Regions from separate parts of the Homo sapiens genome. Here regions 2, 3 and 4 are each linked to region 1. The links are chromatin loops, found by intact Hi-C in ENCODE. Cell type or tissue: Caco-2. All regions are shown on one strand. Region 1 holds the start of LOC124905996 (a long non-coding RNA gene). Region 2 overlaps PKDCC (protein kinase domain containing, cytoplasmic). Region 3 overlaps LOC105374531 (a long non-coding RNA gene). Region 4 has its middle 17 kb from the start of PKDCC.

Evidence for each region. Hi-C counts contacts between places; a loop is a spot of excess contacts. Peaks named below come from ENCODE experiments on the same cell type or tissue, not always from the same donor. Only the 100,000 strongest peaks of a DNase experiment are listed, where the experiment ranks them.
Region 2: it touches region 1 in a loop (3-fold over the local background); 39 of 110 quality-filtered maps call a loop at or near these places.
Region 3: it touches region 1 in a loop (2.2-fold over the local background); 5 of 110 quality-filtered maps call a loop at or near these places.
Region 4: it touches region 1 in a loop (4-fold over the local background); 26 of 110 quality-filtered maps call a loop at or near these places.

The regions. Positions count from the first base shown.
Region 1 is chr2:41,937,017-41,939,516 of GRCh38, forward strand. It overlaps LINC02898 (long intergenic non-protein coding RNA 2898), which reads right to left. Exons shown (of 4, transcript NR_161189.1): 4 at 1-1,597. It overlaps LOC124905996 (a long non-coding RNA gene), which reads left to right and starts at 292. Exons shown (of 3, transcript XR_007086296.1): 1 at 292-371; 2 at 1,525-1,622. RefSeq lists an enhancer at 295-889 and a silencer at 1,353-1,647. In Caco-2, no CTCF peak of the experiment used is centred here; DNase peaks (open chromatin) are centred at 1,505 and 1,935.
Region 2 is chr2:42,053,581-42,056,080 of GRCh38, forward strand. It overlaps PKDCC (protein kinase domain containing, cytoplasmic), which reads left to right. Exons shown (of 7, transcript NM_138370.3): 3 at 456-727; 4 at 1,361-1,440; 5 at 1,706-1,813. Among named protein-coding and RNA genes, the nearest start is that of PKDCC, 6.8 kb to the left of the region's middle. RefSeq lists an enhancer at 1-645. In Caco-2, a CTCF peak has its summit at 1,410 (motif pointing left); a DNase peak (open chromatin) is centred at 1,401.
Region 3 is chr2:42,082,947-42,085,446 of GRCh38, forward strand. It overlaps LOC105374531 (a long non-coding RNA gene), which reads right to left. Exons shown (of 2, transcript XR_940001.1): 2 at 528-1,074. Among named protein-coding and RNA genes, the nearest start is that of PKDCC, 36 kb to the left of the region's middle. In Caco-2, no CTCF peak of the experiment used is centred here; a DNase peak (open chromatin) is centred at 1,535.
Region 4 is chr2:42,063,520-42,066,019 of GRCh38, forward strand. No RefSeq gene overlaps it. Among named protein-coding and RNA genes, the nearest start is that of PKDCC, 17 kb to the left of the region's middle. In Caco-2, no CTCF peak of the experiment used is centred here; DNase peaks (open chromatin) are centred at 422 and 1,192; H3K4me3 peaks cover 408 bases.

The sequences.
Region 1 (2,500 bases):
GTGCCAACAGGAATAAAGATGGGACAGCAGAGACCCAGGCCACTATGGGAAAACCTAGATCACATCCTAGAAGAGTCACTGGTCCAAGTAACAATTCCTTGAGCACTTGCTATGTGCCAGGCCCTTGGCCGGGAGCTCTTGAAGTGTTTTTCTAAGTGTAGGCAGTTTCCGAAATGGCTCTCAGTGATTCTTGCCTCCCATGTAATCCCTTCCTCTAAGCGTGGGCTGGACTTAGGGACTTGGTTCTAATGAATAGAATATGTTAAGAGTGATGGGTTGTCACTTATTCCCATCAAAAAATCTCCCTGGATTTGTGCTTCATAGACTCCCATCTCTCCACTCCAGACATGCCTTTCAGATTCTGGGCATCGGTGAGTAAATCTTCTTCCTCTCTTTGAATAATCATCTCTTCTGTGGGCTTGTTGCTACATTTCTCCCAGAAGACACACACGTACACACACGTACACACACACACACACACACACACACACACACAGCATGCAAGCACACCATTACACCAGGAGGAGGAGGGAGCTCAGCCTCCTCTTGCCATTGTCCTGCTCCTTCCCAATCAATCTCCTGCCAACCACAAATTAGCATTACACAGGCATTTACAGTGCAGCCTCCAGGGATAGATAGAAGCTGCTAATCCTTAAGAAGGGGAGCTGGTACAATAGCAAGTGGCCTGTAGCCTCATCCCCGCTCATGGGGTGTTCCTGTGAAGCACATCTTGCTCCTTTGTGAGCTGGCCAAGTCAACCACAGATGGTGGAGTCACTGGGCCTTGGGCAAAGAGGCGACACTGGAAATCTAAGGAGCACCAAGCTTTGCAAATGCCTGCATGACACACTGTTCGATGACTCTATTTATCCCCAGCAGATGATCCCTTTGGGATAGATTCCTTCTCAGAGCTTCCAGCCTGGTCTTTTGTCAGTGCACCCTTCCATTTTCCATTTCTACTGGTTAACATTAATGAATGGCTCCAACTGGGACCAATCCAGCGCATGAAATCCCCTGGGGGGTCAAGTCTGTACTTCCCACCCTCTCAGCAACTTGGATTAACAAAGCTGGGGTTTGTTTTGTTTTATTTTTCTTAAGGGATTGATTTGGCCCTCTGAAGTATGATTGAAAATCCCTGATCCCAAAGGAAGGCAGCCCTGGCTGGGTTCCCAGGGTCGTTTCTATCCCCAGGCATGGTCTTCAGGGACCCCAGGGGCCTCTGATTGCAACTCTGCCTGCTGAAATCCCAAGAGCTGGCTCTTGCAGCAGCCTCCTCTGAGGCTCCCTGCTCAGCTCCTGGGCCCTTATCCTGCAGCTGGGTCTGGAAACCAGAGGAGCTTGCAAGAGGCGAAGCCTCTTATCACAAACATTTCCTGCCTATTCCCGCCTGACCCCGCATACCATAGCCCTTCCCTGGCTAGTTGGGCCACCAACGCAGCCCTCACACAAACGACTTGAAAGGCAGGGTCCCCAGACTCCTCTCTACTCCAGATTCTTCTCCATCCACACTGTCTCCTTTCTCCAGGGAGCTCACAGGCTCTTCCAGGCCACCCAAATGGTTCAGTCGCTGAAAAGCATGGAAGGAATTCAGGTGGAACCTGCAAGAAAGAGGACAAAAGGCAGGTAGGATTTCTAGTTCAAATAGAAGGTATGACTCACAGCTGGAGTTGGGCCCACCTCCCCGAGGACTCCACTGTGCTATCTCTGACAAAGAGATGGAGACAGAGTTGAGAGAAAGGCCTGCACACCTGTGCGTGTGTGTGTGTGTGTGCATGTCCCTGGCATCCCCATATTGTGGCCTCCCCTTGTTGTGCTGCAAGTGGGGCTGAAGCCGTATGGACTATTGATGGTGTGTGCTGAAGGACCAGGAGCCAGGGCCAGAGGGTCTAGCCAGCCCAACCCAGCTGTGCTCAGCAGGTCACTGAATTCCACAGCCTCTCTCCCCTCCCCACACCTGGGGCACCCTAGTCCCACCCCTTCCCCCAGCCTACACTGGCCTTCTCTCTGCCTCCTGCCCCCAGCTCACTGTGTGGTCCAAGCCCTCTGCCACAAGAAGAGCCAGGGAGGGAGGGATGGGCCTGCGTGTTTACAGTCAAGCATAACTGAGCCTTTATTTTAAATAAATAAAACTTTAGCTAGTTTTTATTTTCCCTTTCTTTCCAAAAGCAGTTTTGTCCCTCCTCCTCTTCCTCATCATCATCATGGCTAAGCCTTTATCTGTGGGGCCACCCAGGGAGGGGCTGTGGGAGGAGGGAGGAACAGAGGCCAGACTGACCCTGATGTTTCACATCTTCTCAAGCCGTGTGAAGTTCTCTCTCTCTCTCTCTCTCTCTCTCTCTCTCTCTCTCTCTCTCATCCTCACAGAGCCCCAAAGTTCTTATGAATTCAGGGATGTCCAGGCCTGAGGAATAGAGACTAAACAGGAAGCCCGGGCTTCGTCGTCAGCATGTTGTCCATCTGTTCTCCCCCAATCACAGGGTTGCCCACCCCCCATATAAAAC
Region 2 (2,500 bases), 120 kb after region 1:
TGCGCGTGTACACACCAGCTTGTGGGGGCTGGCACCTTAAAGAGGGGAGCACTCACACACTCACACTCAGCCTGACTGCAGGAGGGCCAGTGTCCTAGAACTAGGAAAGACCTTAATACCATCCTGACCCTCCCGATATTTCCATACACTGAACTAAAACAACATTCAGGATGCAACTTCAGGGAAGAGATGCATTATCCCCAGACCCTCGCTGCTGCAGTTTCCCACCCACTCCATATCATTTCCAGGGTCAGGCCAGCCGAGAGTTAATAGAAAATCACTGGCCTCCTCTCTAAGGCTGCTGACCTTGGCCTTTGTGGAGCCCTGGGGCCTATAGAAGAGAAGTGCCAACCCCCACAAGCAAAGTTCAGATTCCAAGAGGAGGGTGCCCTCGAGTCCCACAGACCCCCAACCCAGGAGAAAAGCAGTGAGCAGTCTTTTCTTGTGCCCCTCAGATCTGCCTGAGCCTGGGCCGCCTCCTCCACCACCTGGCCCACTCCCCACTGGGCTCCGTCACTCTGCTGGACTTCCGCCCTCGGCAGTTTGTGCTGGTGGATGGGGAGCTCAAAGTGACGGACCTGGATGACGCACGTGTGGAGGAGACGCCGTGTGCAGGCAGCACCGACTGCATACTCGAGTTTCCGGCCAGGAACTTCACCCTGCCCTGCTCAGCCCAGGGCTGGTGCGAGGGCATGAACGAGAAGCGGAACCTCTATAATGCCTACAGGTGACCTCCACCCCTGACTCGGGAACTCCATCGAAGGAGAATGGGCCAGGAGGGCATGGCAGGAAGAGAGCCAACGTGGAGGCCAGCTGGGCAGGGAGACTCAGCCTTGACCAGAGCAAGGGAAGGCTTCTACCCTGTCCAGAAGGGAACATTCAGGCCTCTGATGGAGAGGCTAAAAATAGACAGCTCCAAGGAGAATCCGGGTTAGGGGGTGGCAGCTGGAGGCTTCTTAAAATAGTGTTGGACTCGGAGCCTAGGGCTGGTGGAACTGGCACTTTTCCCTTCCCACCCAGGCCCTTGTGCTCTGGGAAATTCCTCACTGGGCCCCAGCCATGGGGCTGCTCCGACACCGGGAGTCAGTCAGGGGATAATGTGGGGCTGGGAGGTGGGCAAGTCCTGGGAAGGGTTGGGAAGCAGGCCCCTGGTTTCGGTTAGTATGAAGTTAGGTGTGGTGTTAGCATGTGCCCAGAACCCTCCCCCGAGGCTGAGTAGACTTCACTGCGTTCTGCCTGGTTGCTAGGCCTGAGGGATCCGGCTCCCTGGCCAGGTTAGCGTTCTGCCCCAGGTTGGAATAGAGGAAGGATGTGTCTCCAAAGGCTGGATTCCTGAGCCACTGGTTTCCCTCTGCCACAGGTTTTTCTTCACATACCTCCTGCCTCACAGTGCCCCGCCTTCACTGCGTCCTCTGCTGGACAGCATCGTCAACGCCACAGGTGAGCTCTCCAGGGCCCATCTGCTTCCAGGCACCTACCCCACCCCCACCCGCCAGCAAAAGTGGGGAGAAAAATAACCCAGGGCAGCAGGGGTTCTAGAAACCATCACTTCCTAAGGTGGCATTCTGCCGCAACCTCCCCGCTCCCCCGCCCTCTGTTCACTGGGGCACAGGCTCTGGAGGCAGAGGTGGGAGCAGCTGGCTGCTGACTTCAGGGAGGAGTGGGAGCCCCAGGCATCCTGTCTTAGCCACACTGCACTCTGCAGGAGAGCTCGCCTGGGGGGTGGACGAGACCCTGGCCCAGCTGGAGAAGGTGCTGCACCTGTACCGGAGCGGGCAGTATCTGCAGAACTCCACGGCAAGCAGCAGTACCGGTGAGTGGCCCCAAGCTGATCCACAGGGAAGCAAGAAACAGGTGGGAGGGTGAATGACCCCGCCCAATTAGGCTAAGTGGCTCACCCTTTCTCTGGGGACCCTTGTCTCCAAAGGCCACTGTAGGGGCTCACATAGAATCATGGAGGGGCTGACATGGACTAATTTGAGGTTCCATCTCTAGCTGAGCTAGAGCAACTATAATTCTGCCTTCAACCTGGGGTTGGGCACTGATACCCCTACTCTGGATGGCTCCAAACCCTATCATGTACTGGCTATATGACTTTGAGCAAGTTACCCCTTGAACCTCACTTTCCTCATCTGTGAATTGGGTTCACTATTACCCACCTCACCAAATTCTTATGGGAATTAAATGTCAGGTGAAATGTGTGAAAGCAATTAGTGCAGTTCCTATGACACAGCTGGAACGCAGTATATGTTTGCTTCCCTTTCCTTCCTCTAACCTCCCGGGGCTAGAAGGGCACTGCATGTTAGGGAAGGCACACACTGAAACCAGCCAAGAAGCCCCAGGGCAGGGGGAGAATTCTGGCCACTGGTTTCAGGCTGTGGTCCTTCTGCTGAAGCCCTGGGGTTTAGCTGGGGTTGGCAGGGGTTGAGGGGTGAGCAGGTTTCATATTCAAGGAGTTCTGGCTAGTCTTAGGGGTGGGGGAGCCCTGTTAGCCCTGTAA
Region 3 (2,500 bases), 150 kb after region 1:
GTTCAATAACTCCCCATCACCTACTGGACTAAGAACAAGCTTCTCATTAGAGGCATCTTCCTAGATGACACCAACTTACTTTGCAGGCTGGTGATTCCCCTAAATGTCCCCTGTCTTCCAGTCCAACTCTACTTTTCAATGTTCACTTCATCTTTCCCACCTCCCTGACCTTCATCACACTATTTCATCTACCTGCAAAGGCTCCTGCCCATGTCTGCCCATTAAAATTCTCATCGTTGAAGACTCATCCCAAATAGCCCTTTTCCATGAAGCATCCACTGGTCCCCACCAATCAGATATGAGCTCTTCTTTCCTTGCATCTTCAAAAAAACCTTGTTTGTTCTTTTCCCAAGACATGCATCTCAATCTGCCTTAAATAATAGGCTATGGTGTGTCCCCCCTGCTTACAAGAACTCCATGAAAAATGTGAGCTGTGTTTCAGTTACCTCTGCATCTGTCACAGCACCATATCCTTTTGGTGAAGTATAGTAGACACAGGCCATCAGATCAAATGGGAGAGGGGAATATGAGGGAGTTACTGTTCTTTTACTAAACCATCACATCCAGACAGCTGGGCTGGAGGCTGCAGGAGATGCCTACTGAGCCAGTTTCTTCTGCTATGTCAGACAGTGGATATTGGTTACCCTTCTTTCAGTTGCAAGTGAAAGAATACCCAATCCTTAAATAAAAGAAGATTTGGGCGGATTCTGGGGCTCCAATGTTGTCACCTGGAGCTGGTCTCTCTCCAGCCTTTGGCTTCACTTCCTGTGTATTGGTATTGGTTTTGTTGTCAGACATGCTCTCCCATGCAGGCAGATGGCAGCAACAGCTCTAGCAGTCATTCATCCTTCCACATCATCCCCAATTCCAGTCCAGCGAGAAAGAGCATTTCCCTCTCTCCCAGCAGCTCCAGCAAAGGTTTTTCCGCCTTTTGCAAGCTTTTATTGGGTTAGATATCCAACCTTTACTAAGATCACAGGAATGTACTGTTCTGATTGGTCAGGCCTGAGCCCAGATCCAAGAGTTGAGTAGACTCTGTAAGCACATGGGTGCAGTGTGCAACCCGGAATAATTCTACAAAAGGAAATTGATGTAATGTTAGCAAAAGAAGGAAGAACAGATGCTTGTTAACCAAAAACACCAAATATCTACCGCACAAAATGGAGAACATTGCTGCTCTCCTGAAAGACGGAGATGGGCCTGAAGCACCAACTCTGAGCTATTTTGCTCCTTCCTGCTGCTCTCCTCTGCCCTGGAGGCAATGCTTCTAGCTTCCAAACACAACATGGTCCCCCAAGGTTTGTGGCTCAGCCACAGGACCAGTGTGAACAGATCCTAACCAAACCCCAGACCAGGCGATGGCTGGTGTGGTCCAGCTGACTCCAAGTTGTTAGAACCATGAGTCCCAGCCTGAGTCCCAAGAGTTGCAGGATTGTTTATCTTTGTTGGGGAAAAACTGTAGCCAGAGCCATAAATCACTGCCCAGCTGGATGGCCTCGCTGAAATGTTTGTTTAAACAATGAAATCTCCTGACGGACTGAAAATATAGGATGGATCACCCTGTCCTTCTCAGGCCCAGTCTTGCAGGCTGGAGCCCAGGGCATAGAGAGTGACTCAGAATTGGCTCCCCTCCCCCACTCTCCACCCCTCCCACCCCCAATATCAGCCCCAAAGAATGAAGCCACGGCATAGCTAATCCGAAACAGCAGATAATGCGAAAGCCATGTCTATCAATCTTTGAAATGCAGTCTCTGGAATGGTTCGCATTGGACGTGCCTTCCTGATGGAAGTAGCATTGCTTGGCTAATATGAACAAGAGGATGTGGAAGGGGCAGCCTCTGAAAGAACACTGCATGGAGCACCGTGGGGAGATCTGGCTCTGCCCTGACCACTGTTGGGTGTGGGCAAGTGACTTCCACTCTCTGGGCCTTGGTTTCCTCCCTTGTTAGATGAAGGAGTTAGACTTGGTCTTTGTGCTTCCTTTCAGCCCTTGCCTGCTAAGTGAGGTGGCTGTGCTTTTATATGCCCCAAAGAAAGACCAGATAAACAGGAGCAGGCAGGGGAAGAAGATGGGGAAGAAGAATAAGGAGGAGGGTTGTTGAATTAGATGAATTCCCACTTAGGGAGGCCAAGGCAGGCAGATCGCTTGAGGTTAGGAGTTTGAGACTAGCCTGGCCAACATGGTGAAACCTCGTCTCTACTAAAAATACAAAAATGAGCCAGGCATGGTGGCAGGCACCTGTAATCCCAGCTACTCGATAGGCTGAGGCTCGAGAATTCTCTTGAACCCAGGAAACAGAGGTTGCAGTGAGCTGAGATTGCATCACTGCACTGCAGCCTGTGTGACAGAGTGAGACTCTGTCTAAAAAAACAAACAAACAAAAAAAGAATTAGATGATGCCCTTGCAGTCTCTTCCTGCCCTAGGATGTCTTCTTCTGAGTTCTCTGGCCCTTCAGAGAAGGAGAGAGGGGAAGCTGCTTACTAAAGGCCCCATTGGCA
Region 4 (2,500 bases), 130 kb after region 1:
ACACTCATTCTTCTCTCAACAGATCAAGCCACAAAATATTTCTTGGATGCTAGTCACTGTAATGAATCCAGAAATATCAACCATGCTCTGCCTTTCAGGAGCCCACTAAGTCACTGGAGATGTCACAATTCAAGGTGATATATGATCCATGACTCTATGGCGATGGGGATGATTTCCACATGTGACTTGTGAAAGCAAAAGGGCTTGATAGTCACATCTCAAATCATTAAGGGCCAGTTAACTTGGTCCCCCCAGGAGCATCAATTCCCCAGCAGGAGCCCCACAGTTCACATTTTTCCATCCAGATAAAGACTTGTTTATCCTTACTCTTTATTCCTTATCTCTAAGCCAGTTCCCTATTTGTTTCCAACATTCTCTCCATTCCCATGGTGACTCAACTCCTTTAACATGCTTTGGTGTGGCACCTGTCAGAGGACGCTTGAAAGTGTAAGGAGATTGTGTCTCCTGTTTCCCCCTTATCCGCACACTTATTCTGACCCTTCACAAAGCTCTAGTAGATTAGGGAAGCATGATTTCTCCTTACCAAAGACAGGCTGCCTTTCCACAGGAGGTGGAGTTTTCTCAAGCACCCGTAATCCTGCCCTGAGAGGTTCTGTCAGCTTGCCTGGCATGGAAACTAAACTCTCGCACCATTTCCCAGAGACCCCTCTGGTGCCTTCGGTTCTTCAGCACGAGGGTCAGTCTCAAGAAAAGGCTCTCATTTTGTCCTATGCTTCCATGATGTCAATCTTCTTATTTATTGGCAGCAGGCTGGACTGGGGGGTGGCAGGGGGTGCAGAGAGGGGATACAAAACAAAAACAAAACATACAGTGTGCCTTACTTTCCATTGCTTGGAGATTTCAGGCACTGTAATTCATCTGAACTTGTGCAGAAGATAATAGTAAGGTTATCTGTATCACATTTCATTTTATGACATATCACCTTGTTTACACCGCTCTTTGGGTTGTATATGGGATATAGATTACCTTTAAACACTCTGGTTTTGTTTAGTCCTTTTATTCTGCCATCAATAAAAAGTTTTAAAGGCAACCATTGTTCTAAGAAATGACTATTGCACTTAGGGCACAAAGCTACTTTAATTGAGAAAGACAGATTATCTTGTACCTTGGCCTCCCGTATCTTATTGAAGCAGGCTTTGATGCCGTGCGGAGTCTTCTGACTCCATCGTTGAGCTATGCAGCATTCTGCAGTTATTAAGAGCAAATGAATTTCTTCTTTAAACACAGACCTCTGCTTAGCACATTTAGTACTATTTGACTTGGGTCTCAAGATAGTGCTATACCCGGAATGGACTTCGCATGCCGAATTTTTTTAGAAATTACCCACAATCCTATCACATATGCTGAAGTGACCTTTTTTTTCCTATAGGCTCTCCAACAATGTGCTGAGATGAAGAGATTTCTACAGGGTACTTTCGGGTTAGGAACTTACAGGTTAACTCTTTAATGCTCAAGTCTTTATGTAATCCATTCATGCTGCTTCTGAAAATATATTCTTAGCAAATAATTCAAAATATGAAAAGATTCAGATGCACACAGATGCTCCTTGCAACATTATTTAGAATAACAAAAATGAGAACTGTTTGGCAATATGAGAAAATGTATAAATTATACTGTTAAATGAAAAAGCAGTATGCAACCCATATATTCAACTATGTAAGAATAAATTTGGAGGCTGGGCACGGTGGCTCACACCTATAATCCCAGCATTTGGGTGGCTGAGGCTGGCGGGTCACTTGAGGCCAGGCGTTCCAGACCAGCCTGGCCAACATGGTGAAACCCTGTCTCTACGAAAAATACAAAAAAAATTAGCTGGGCATGGTGGCGTGTGCCTGTAATCCCAGCTACTCAGGAGGCTGAGACTTGAGAATCACTTGAACCAGGGAAGCGGAGGTTTCAGTGATCTGCAGTCCAGTCTGGGTGACAGAGTGAGACTCCATCTCAAAAAAAAAAAAAAAAAAAAAAAAAAAAAGAGAGCCCCCCCCCCGCCGCCCATCTCAAAAAAAATAGTGGAAGAGACTGGAAGGAAATACACAAAAACCAGTAATTTTGCAAGGATGACAAAGGTATTTTTCTTTTATATATATATTTTATTATACTTTAAGTTCTAGGGTACATGAGCACGATGTGCAGGTTTGTTACATATGTATACATGTGCCATGTTGGTGTGCTGCACCCATTAACTTGTCATTTACATTAGGTATATCTCCTAATGCTATCCTTCCCCCCTCCCCCCACCCCACAGCAGGCCCCAGTGTGTAATGTTCCCCTTCCTGTGTCCAAGTGTTCTCATTGTTCAATTCCCACCTATGAGTGAGAACATGCGGTGTTCGGTTTTTTGTCCTTGTGATAGTTGCTGAGAATGATGGTTTCCAGCTTCATCCATGTCCCTACGAAGGACCTGAACTCATCATTTTTTATGGCTGCATAGTATTCCATGGTGTGTATGTGCCACATTTTCTTAATCCAGTCTATCATT